2 separate regions of the Homo sapiens genome follow, and region 1 is linked to region 2. The links are chromatin loops, found by intact Hi-C in ENCODE. Cell type or tissue: B cell. All regions are shown on one strand. Each heading gives the region's core, and the rest is flanking DNA. Links, peaks and the distances in the headings are about the cores only.

Region 1 (5,394 bases), core at 331-5,330, 81 kb before region 2:
ATTTTTATTTGCCACTCTATTGTGTTTTATCTAAGAAATAATGCCGTGGAAAGTATATTATTATAGCAGTGTGTTCAATGGCATACCACACCTTCTGAAACCACTATGCTATTCATTTTCAAATAGCAAACTCAATACTTGTTATTTTTCTTAAAGTACTTGTTAAAGTAACAGTGATCATTCATATTATTTACTTGGCAAGTGGTATGGTCATTTTGAACAAAATGTTTGTAACTGTACTGTCCTGTTTAGTATACCTAATTATGTTTCTGGGAATATGTTACATCAATTTTCAATAATGTATGACTTTTCCTCTAATTGAGAGGAATGTTCTTATATTTTTAATCATTAATATCTTTTAGACATCAATATTGATGTATTATTGTACCTCAAAAACCTGTAATATGGAGCTGTATGGCTGCTGTTTCTGCTGAATTAGTAATAAATATTTTAACAGGAAAATTTTTTGCTGTTATCAGGGTTATTTATTATATAGAGATGTGAATAACCACAGCATGACAGCCATAAGGATAAGCCCTGAAACACTGGAGCAAGATGGTACTGTGATGTTACCAGGTATGTTTCAAGTAGTCATTTTTTCTCCACAAGCAATTTTAAGAAATGTGCATGTTAAGCTATTTAGACACATAAAGAATGATTAGCAAGGGATAGTGCTTGCTTATAAAAGGGTTTTAAAAATCTTGACATACAAAGCATTTTATAGTCTACGTGAAGTTAATACATATCAAGAGAATAGACATAGAAATATAACAAGTTTTAATATTTGTTTTCAAACTTGGCCGTCTATGGCCTAATCTCTGACCTCACCCCACCACTGCTGAATTAGTGGGGTGATGTAACTGTGTTGCTCTTAATAAAAATCAGAACTCTGGCTCTCATGTGACTCAGTATAAAGAACCTTCTGTTTATTTTTACTTTAACAACAGTGCAGTTGGGTTTTCCTCCTTATTTAATTTAATTTAATTTTATTTAATTTAATTTAATTTTATTTTATTTTATTTTATGTTAAAGGGGTTTCAGAGACAGAGAGTTTAGGGTAGGTCAGGAATTTTTTTTTTTAATTTCATCATTTATGCTTCTTATGCTTCTTAATACTTTGATAAAGGTCTTTGGACACAGTTTATTTTGCTTTAATTTTGAGGCTTTTATATATTCACTTAAATCACTGCTAAATTATCAGGCAGTAGGTCTCCAATTTTGATGAATGCTGGAAAAATGCATATTCTTTATTGTAAGATCTTTGAATTTGTTTATAATGTTGATACTTTCTGAGGCTGTTTATATTAAAATCTTGAGTGTCTAATGTGTCTGTCAATAATTTCATAGTAGCAATATTACTTGTAAGCGTTTGACCATCTGAAAGTGAGAGCTACTTCTGAAGAGTGCATTGAGAAGAATAATTGCTCCTGGGCTGCATGTTTATTTTTAAATATAATCTTAATAATTTCATCAAACATTTATTTGAACCTTACTACATATACATAGATACATATTAGTGTACATGACACTATGTTAAAGTAAATATGACATTTCATGTCCATTTCAGAAATAGAGGAGCTTTGGAAAGCGGATGACTTAATAAAATCATTTTGAAAATAACCATCTATTTTCAGATATGTCTACAGGGTTTTTTTTTTTTTTTTTTTTTTCATTACAAGTCCTGGACCATGTCTTTGGTCATAATAATAATAATAATAATGACAATAATATTAAAAAATACTTTTAATAACATGCACACTCCCCCCACATATTTATACATATATTGAAAGTAATCATGTTTGTTGTATAAAAATCATATGAACAAAAAAGAATGAATTGAAATAATTATAATCCCACTTCCCATATATAAACACTATGAACATATTGGTAAATATCCTTCTCGTATTTTTCCTTTGTGTATATGTCCATACTTGTAAAAAAGTGTGATCATATGCTACATATTGCTTTTTTAATCTATCTCTTTCACTTAATATTCTGAAAATATTTCTAGGTCATTAAATAGTCTTCTACAATGTCACTTAAATGTTACAAAATATATTCCATTGATTAATGTTTGAGAATGAAAGCCTTCCAGGGTTTTGCTATATAAATTACACTGTAATGAGCGTTCCTATCGTGCTGTCTTTGTGCCAGTCATTTTAGGATAATGACATAGAAGAAAAATTCTAAATTGACACATCCCATCCGCTATAACACATGGGTACTAATATCAAGGATTTACTTCTGAGAAACCCTGCACATTTAATAGAGACTGTGACTTATTGATAAGACAATTTGAAAATATGTGCCTACAGCTGTTTTATTTATTCTGCCTTGATAAAAAAATTACTCGTTAATGTCTTTATTCAGTTTAAATCTCGTTGCTTTGTTTAACTTGTGAAATGCAACTTTGAACAATACAAGTGTGGCTTTCTGTGTTTCATAAGTGTGTGCTGTATTAGTGGTGAAGAATGAACCAAACTTCAGGAAGATAGTCCCATATTTGTCTTCAGAACTGGCAGATGTTGCTTGATATATTCCTGAAGATACAAGCTTAAAATATTACATGATGGATAAAGAAAGGATAAAGAGAAAATCTTGAAATCACGTGGCAGAAGACTCCTCCCTCAAGCCTGAAGAAGCCTTTTGTAATTTTCTTGTTTCTTTGACCTGGACTGAATTTTCATCCAATAGCACTTTTTGTTTTTCGTGGGTAGGAATAGCTCTGCTCTGTAGCCTTCCAATCAAGGAGCAGAAGTAAATTGTCAGGTTTATAGATGGTAATGAATACCATGTTTCAAGTTGACATAAATCAGGTAATTCCTTGAGCTTCATGTTCCAGCTTGTCTTACAGTATAGTTTATTTAAAAAGTATTTCAACCTTGTTTTGATGAACTTAAAACATACTTTTTTTATCTGATAATTGTCATTTTATTCTTTAAACCTCGGCTTATCTTACAGATTGTATCTTTATGTCATTTTCTCTCCATGTCTGGTGACAGGTTGCCTCAGTTCATGAGGCTTTTTGCTACTCTTCTTGCGCCGCTTCACTCCTCACCCCTGCGTTTATCTGAAATTATAATGAGTTTTTCTTCTTTGCTTTTTAGTTTAAAATCTTACTGCTTAGAGCTTGAGAAGCATCTTTCTTGCGCCTCTTTGTGTTCTGTACAGTGGACTAGGAACTCTTTCTTTTGATTTCTCCTCTCTTTGATTACCAAGTCTCTTGGGCTACCAGTGGGCCTTGTCTCCCAGTTTCTATTTCCAGTTTGTGATCCCTGAATTCTCTATTTGGTAAGGGTCTGCCTGTGTTTTGCATATTTATGATAAGGAAGTATGCTAGTATGAAGCTCCTGGGCAAAGATAAAGAATAATCCAGCTTATTCGGGTGGGCTCCATTACTGCATTTCAAAATCAGAATTTTATGTTTTGTTGATTCAGGTGCAACTAGAAATGAAATGTTATTTTTTGTTTTGGTATTGTGATTAATGGAGAGATTCATCCTAGTTTTCTGCAGTTATTTTGGGAAGTATGTGTGTGTGTGTGTGTGTGCTTTTAACTTGCTTGCTGAAAATTTGTTTTTCCAAAAGGACAGAATTTATCCTTGATGTTGATTTTGCTTGTAGTTTTGTGTTATTTAGTAGCAATCACTAACACGTGTTCCTGTGGTCCTTCTGTAATACTGGTATCCCTTGTTACAATTGAGCTTGTGCATTATTTTGATCAAAGTATATGGTGTACTATTCTATGGAGATACATGCAGTATTGATGAAATATGGTATTCTAGCCAAGATACATGACTGCTTTGAGATAAAAATAAAAGCATAAGCATATATTTGTCTGCTCTTGTTGGACAAACATTTAAAAAGTTTAGAGCACACTAAATGCTAAAAATGCTGTGAATAAACATTGAATTTTTAAGTGGGAAATGTACAACTGGTTTTGAATATCCATTTTACAAAGCAAGGGATATCTGTAGTTGGACACAATAGATGTCAAATACAGAAGCTTTAGGTCGTATTTTTCTGTGACACTAATGACTGTGATGTATGTCTGAGAGTAGAGTGTTGCCTCCATTGCATGTGATTGTATTGAAATGATTGTAACCAACATTATAGTTTGTTCATCGTGGTGCATGTTTACTGTCAGACTATATCTAATACTAATTCATTTTGAAATTAGGTGGGATCTCAGGTCCTTGGTTATGGAAGATTTATAAATATAAGCAAAAATGTAATAAGTATGATTAGTTGAATTAGTTTCTGCTAATTTATAATTCTTTATTAAAAAGCACAGTCTCCTTTTGAGTTTATCCTTATTGCGTGGAGAACTCTCATTTTGACTTCAACAGAGGAGTAAATTCATTTTGCAAGGTGTTTGCTTGTATTGTAATATAAATACTTTTTCTTTTGCACAGATTGCCACACTGAAGGTCAAAATATTTTATTCACTGATGGAGAATATATTAATCAGATAGCTGCTTCAAGAGATGTAAGTATCCTGAATCTTAAGTAGCTAGTGTAAATGGAATTCCTTTTCCTTAAATTATTTAGCTTTTATTAGATAGACTGTAGAGCCTTGAACGACCTCTTTATGTAATGTAATGCTGTGGATGTTTTATTTTTCTTAGGATGGCTTTGTTGTCAGAATATTTGCCACAAGCACTGAACCTGTTCTACAGCAAGAATTGCAACTTAAACTGGCTAGAAAATGCTTACATGCCTGTGGTATCTCACTATTCGATCTGGAAAAGGACTTGCATATTATAAGTAAGATAGCAAATTAAGTGTTTTCCCTATATTTTAATTTTCAATTTTTCATACTCTTAAAAATGAACATTGTGTTTTCACCAGTTCAGCTTATGTTGTAGCAGCTATTTTGTGTCTGTTACTATTAATATAAAGGATAATTTTGAATTAATATGAATAAATAACTGGGAAACACAGTCTTTAAACAAAGTATGATATTTGAAGACCATTCTAAGGAATTGACTAATAATTTCTCTTTTTTGCTTTGAATAGAGCAAAAGAAAATAAAATTTAATGAGAATTATGGATGGATATTGGTGAATGTCATTAGTTTATATGCTGCATCATTTTTCAACTATTTAAAAATTTGAAAACTTACGTTGTAAATGTTATTACAACAATATACATAGTTCTCTCGTTGAAATTTTTAAAGTTTTTACTTGAATAGATTTTCAAGGTAACTATAGAATGATCTCATAGATTGTCAAAATGGTAATTGGCCTTACACACGGATCAGTAATCTTTCACTTGGATAGAGAAATACAGATAACCACAGAGTATTTCTTGGGCTTAGATTATTTACTTTTGTAATGTTGTAAAAGTAATTAGGATCATGAGTTCTCCTGAGAGTTTTAGTTTTGGCTTGCCA
Region 2 (5,394 bases), core at 81-5,080:
GCTCACGCCTATAATCCCAGCACTTTTGGAGGCCGAGGCAGGAGGATTGCTTGAGCTCAGGAGTTCAAGACCAGCCAGGGCAATATAGTGAAACCCCCATCTAAAAAAACTTAAAAATTAGCTGGGTATGGTGGTGCGCACTTGTAGTCCCAGCTGCTTGGGAGGCTGAGGGGGTGGTGAGAGGATAGCTTGAGTCCAGGAGGTTGAGGTTGCAGTGACCCGTGATCACACCATTGCATTCCAGTCTGGGTGATAGAGGAAGACTCTATCTCAAAAAAAAAAAAAAAAAAAAATTGAATCTATAAACTCGTTTTCAGGAGCTCTGGGATTTGGTGGGAATGGGGCAGTAAGTGCTCTGCTTTGAGATTCAGGTGGTATCTGTTGTCATTTAACCATGATAAAACCAGAAGACTAGAACTGCAAAGAAAATCTACCATCTTAAACTCATATGCTAGAATTTTAAATAATCAAAATAGGAATTTTTTAGTATTTTCTAGTCAATTTTTATCTTCTATTAATGTATTTATCAAAAATTGACTGTAGTTTGTATTGCAAATTTTAATATATAGACATAAAATAAGTTATTTGATACTGTTACTGATATCTAACACTAAAACTCTATTTTATTTTTTACTACAGTGACTGTAAAAAGCTTTATTTTTCTTTCAAGTAAACATGCATTGTTTTATAAGTGCTTCTCATTTTTCCCTTGTTTATATGATAAGCTAGATAGCTGGGTAGCAGGAACACTGAAAAATTTATTTTTAAATAGGTAAATATTGAAGAATGTTGTTTTTAGAAATGCTTAACTACTTTACCTTTTTTGTAACAAACTTCAAAGTTACTGTTGAGGGTAATTTAATAAATGAACTATAAAAGTGTCTTGGGCTCAGTAAAAAAAATTCAATTAAAAAACTCAGTAAAAAAATTCAAAAGAAAGTTTTGAAGTTGTCTACCATTGCCTTTCCATTTGATTCCGTTTATGGTATCATTTGAATTAATTGTTGTCTGTTTTTTCATATTCTGGATTAGGAATGTTTTGAGTCATTGTTGAGTATTCTTCACTGGAGCTGGACCACCTTAGTCTTAGGAGTTGAAGAACTTAGAGGATTAAAAGGATTCCAGTTCACAGCTACACTCCTAGATTTAGAGAGACTGCGCTTTGTGGGTACCTGTTGTCTGAGGTTATTGCGTGTCTATACCTGTGAAATTTACCCAGTGTCAGGTATGATGCATTTTTTTTAAATGACTATAGGGAGAAAATATTAGAGACATTGAGAAGATTTACTTTGAGATAACTGAGAGTTTATGCCCCCCAGCTGCATTTAAGCTGCTTCTAAAATGAGGGGAGAAAGTCAGCTTGCTATGATGCTTATGTATTTGCTTATAAAGAGTAAAATAGATTACATGTCATTCTGATACAAAAAGTAATAGTGGGCCAAAGTTAAATAATCTAATAAAGTTTAATTTTAAACAAATTCTGTCAAATAGAAATATTTTGAACAAGCAATTTGGACTTAAATGCTGAAACTAGGTTTTTATTCCCCCTTCCATTTAGATTAAAAATTGGGACTACACTTAATCTCTAAGTTGTTTCATTTCTAAGATATTAGTACTTGTGATACTTAGCTGTATAGGGAATTACTGAATTATATTGATTGTTTTCATGCATATTTAATATTTTGCTTAATTACCAATCTGCTTTTTCCCCCTCAAAGCTACAGGAAAAGCAGTTGTAGAAGAAACTAGCAAATTAGCAGAGTGTATTGGAAAAACCAGAACTTTGTTAAGAAAAATTTTATCAGAAGGAGTTGATCACTGCATGGTGAAATTGGATAATGATCCTCAAGGATATCTCAGTCAACCCTTGAGTCTTCTAGAAGCTGTCCTTCAGGAATGTCATAATACTTTCACTGCCTGCTTTCATTCTTTCTACCCAACTCCTGCCTTACAGTGGGCTTGCCTTTGTGATCTGCTGAATTGTTTGGATCAGGTAATTTAAGTTTGTAAAATGTTAGTTGAAAATCTGATATATTGCTTAATACTCTTCAAGAAAATAAATTGCAGTTGCCATATCTTCTTAACTTGTATAAAAGATAAATTAGGAAATCATTCGGTGTACATGACTTATATAAGCAAAGTTTAAAATTTTTTAAATCTGCTTCATCATCTTTTAGTTACAAAATTGGTAGGCACATTGTGCAGTTGCTGATTGGTTTTTGAATTGGAGTGAGTGATTCTGAGAGAGGGAGAGAGGAAAAGAACCATAGTGACCAGGGGAGAGCAGGGATAGCACCAGGAGGCCCCCGCCACCCTCATCTGTGAGAACAGGAAGGAGAGAGAGCTGAGAGAACAGTCATACTAGCATTGTTCATTCATTCATGAGGAAGCCACAACCTTTGTAAACCTTTATGCACCAAGTCACAGAGTTTCACAACACCTGAGGCAAAACACTGACAGAACTACAGGGAGAAATAGATTCACATTGACAGCTGGGGACTTTAACACTCCTCTTTCAGTAATTAATAGAGGAACTAGGCCAAAAACATCAGCGATGCAGATTTGAACAGTACTGTCAACCATCTTGATCTGACATTTACAAAACAGGATATGAAACTGCAAAATACATATTCTTTTCAAGTACACATGATTTTTAAAAGAAATATTTGGGACCATTCACTAAGGTAGATCATATGCTAGACCATAAAATGTCTTAATAAATTTCAAAAGATTAAAATGTGAAAGAATATATTTTCAGACCACAGTAGAATTACAGTAAAAATCAATAGCAAAGGATATCCAGAAAAAGCACCAAACATTTGGAAAATGACAGCACTTCTAAGTAAGCAGTTGATCAAAGAAGAAGTTATAAAGGAAATTTTAAAATGTTTCACATAGAAAGATAAAAACATAATATCAGAATTTGTGGGATTTAGCTAAAGCATTGCTTAAAAGAGCTCTTTATACCCTTAAATGCTTATATGAAGAAGAAAGGTTTAAAATCAGTGACCTAAGCTGCTATGTTAAGAATCTAGAAGGAAAAGCAAATCTAACCCAAAGTTAGAAGGAAGGAAGGAAATAATAAAGATAAGAGCAGAAATCAATGAAATAGAAAGTAGAGAAAATTAACACAGCTAAAAGTTGGTTTTTTGAAGAAAAAAAGTTGGTAAACTCCTAGCAAACCTGACTGGGAGAGAAGAGAGAAAGAAAAAACATGAAATACCATAATCAAAAGTGAAATAGGGGTTCACCGGGCACGGTGGCTCATGCCTGTAATCCCAGCACTTTGGGAGGCTGAGGTGGGTGGATCACTTGAGGTCAGGAGTTCGAGACCAGCCTAACATGGCAAAACTCAGTCTCTACCAAAAATACAAAAATTAGCCAGGCATGGTGGTGCACAGCTGTAATCTCAGCTACTCGGGAGGCTGAGGCACGAGAATTGCTTGAAGGCGGGAGGTGAAGGTTGCATTGAGGCAAGATTGTGCCACTGCACTCCAGCCTGGTGACAGAATGATACTCCATCTCAAAAAAAAAAAAAAAAAAAAAAAAAAAAAGAAATAGGGACTATCACTATAAACAACTTTATACTGGTGAATTTTTCAGCCTTAGAGGAAGTTGACAAATTCCTTGAAAAATATAATTTTATCAAAACTAACACATTAAGAAATAGAAAAATCTGAATTGCCTCATATCCATTTAAAAATTATCAAAAACTTTCCCACAAAGAAAATTTCAAGTCCAAATATTGTCATTTATGAATTCTGTTAAACATTTAAGAAAGAAATAATGTCAACCTTTTACAAAGTCTTTTGGAAAATACAGGAGGCAACACTTCCCAACTAATTTTATGAGTTTAGCTTTATCCTATACCAAAACCTAACTAAGATACTACAAGGAAAAATTACAGATGAATATCACTCAGAAACATAGATGCTCTTAAAAATATTATCAAACCAAATTGAACATGTAAACAATATATCATAACCAAGTGGGATTTATCTTAGAAATACTTAGTTAAATAATTGAAAATCGATGTAATTTACCATGTTAACTGAAAAAAGAAGGCAAATTGATGATTTCCTCCATATAGCTACAGGAACAGTGGTTGATGAAACTAGCAGTTACTCAATGATGAAAACCTCTCAGGAAAGTAGGATATAAGGAAACTCCTAAATCTGATAAAAAGATATTTACAAAAAAATCTTCACTAACAACATCCCACTTACTGGTGAAATCTGAATATGCCCCTAAGTTTGGAAACAAGACACGTGGTATCTACACTCACCACTTATATTCAGCAGTGCACTGGAAGTCCTAGGCCTCCCCGCCCTCCTTCGTGAAAAAAATCATTGTCATCACTAATGCATCCCAGGCAACTTTGCATCCATGTAGCAGAGTAGTATGTTTTACCACTCAATTTCCAGGGGCAAGATTATTGCCTGGACTAGTGCACAACTTAATTACTCTCTCACTCTGAACCTTCCCAGTCTGATATGGTTCTTTTCTTCTTTGCTACAGAACAGGCTAGATTTAGCAAATGTTGGTTTAACATATGGAATGTTACTCTGCTTTTATGCTTAACTTTGTAACACAGATGTTTGAAGGACTAGGTAATGTGTACACAATTTTGTGAATTAGGATATCATGTGTTGGCTTTAATGCTTTTTTATGAAATTTTGTAAGTATGCTACTAATTTTTCTTGGTAAATTATGGAATGTGATAATATAATTTTGTGACCTTAGTGAAATGTGCTTGTAATAGCACAGATTTATAATTTGCATCATTTATTATTTGAGAAAAATAGTCTCAGTCCTTATTGAAAATACCTTAGATACATTCTAATTGGGGCCTTTTTGGCATCTCCCTTTGAAACAGTGCTAGAGAGTACTGTGATTGTGAGGATATGAAAATATAAAAATGCTCATTTACTAGAGGACAGGAGCCTGATTTTTCTTGACCAGACTTAATTTTTCATCTTCATTGAATAGAAACTTAAACAATTTTTTAAATATATAGATGTAGTATTATTCTATAACAAGACAATTTAAATGACAGAGTGACAGAAAATTTTGGTATAATTTAAAAGATGGTTTACCTTTTATGTATTCAGAAACTTAGATTATACTGATGCTATATTTTTTGGTTGGGGGGCCATATTTTTGTTTTTAAAAGGATATCCAAGAAGCAAACTTCAAGACATCAAGTAGCCGACTCCTTGCAGCTGTTATGTCAGCTCTGTGTCACACGTCTGTTAAGCTGACTTCCATCTTCCCGATTGCGTATGATGGAGAAGTATTACTACGATCAATTGTTAAACAAGTTAGTACAGAGAACGACTCAACACTAGTTCATCGTTTTCCCCTTTTGGTGGCACATATGGAAAAACTCAGCCA

The links. Hi-C counts contacts between places; a loop is a spot of excess contacts. Peaks named below come from ENCODE experiments on the same cell type or tissue, not always from the same donor. Only the 100,000 strongest peaks of a DNase experiment are listed, where the experiment ranks them.
Region 1: it touches region 2 in a loop (2.1-fold over the local background); 1 of 110 quality-filtered maps calls a loop at or near these places.

The regions. Positions count from the first base shown.
Region 1 is chr13:77,263,023-77,268,416 of GRCh38, reverse strand. MYCBP2 (MYC binding protein 2) reads left to right here. Exons shown (of 83, transcript NM_015057.5): 8 at 480-576; 9 at 4,415-4,488; 10 at 4,628-4,766. Among named protein-coding and RNA genes, the nearest start is that of MYCBP2, 61 kb to the left of the region's middle. In B cell, for the core only: no CTCF peak of the experiment used is centred there; no DNase peak of the experiment used is centred there.
Region 2 is chr13:77,181,702-77,187,095 of GRCh38, reverse strand. MYCBP2 (MYC binding protein 2) reads left to right here. Exons shown (of 83, transcript NM_015057.5): 31 at 1,033-1,225; 32 at 1,719-1,993; 33 at 5,174-5,394. Among named protein-coding and RNA genes, the nearest start is that of MYCBP2-AS2, 100 kb to the right of the region's middle. RefSeq lists an enhancer at 2,261-2,310. In B cell, for the core only: no CTCF peak of the experiment used is centred there; a DNase peak (open chromatin) is centred at 2,485; H3K27ac peaks cover 2,782 bases.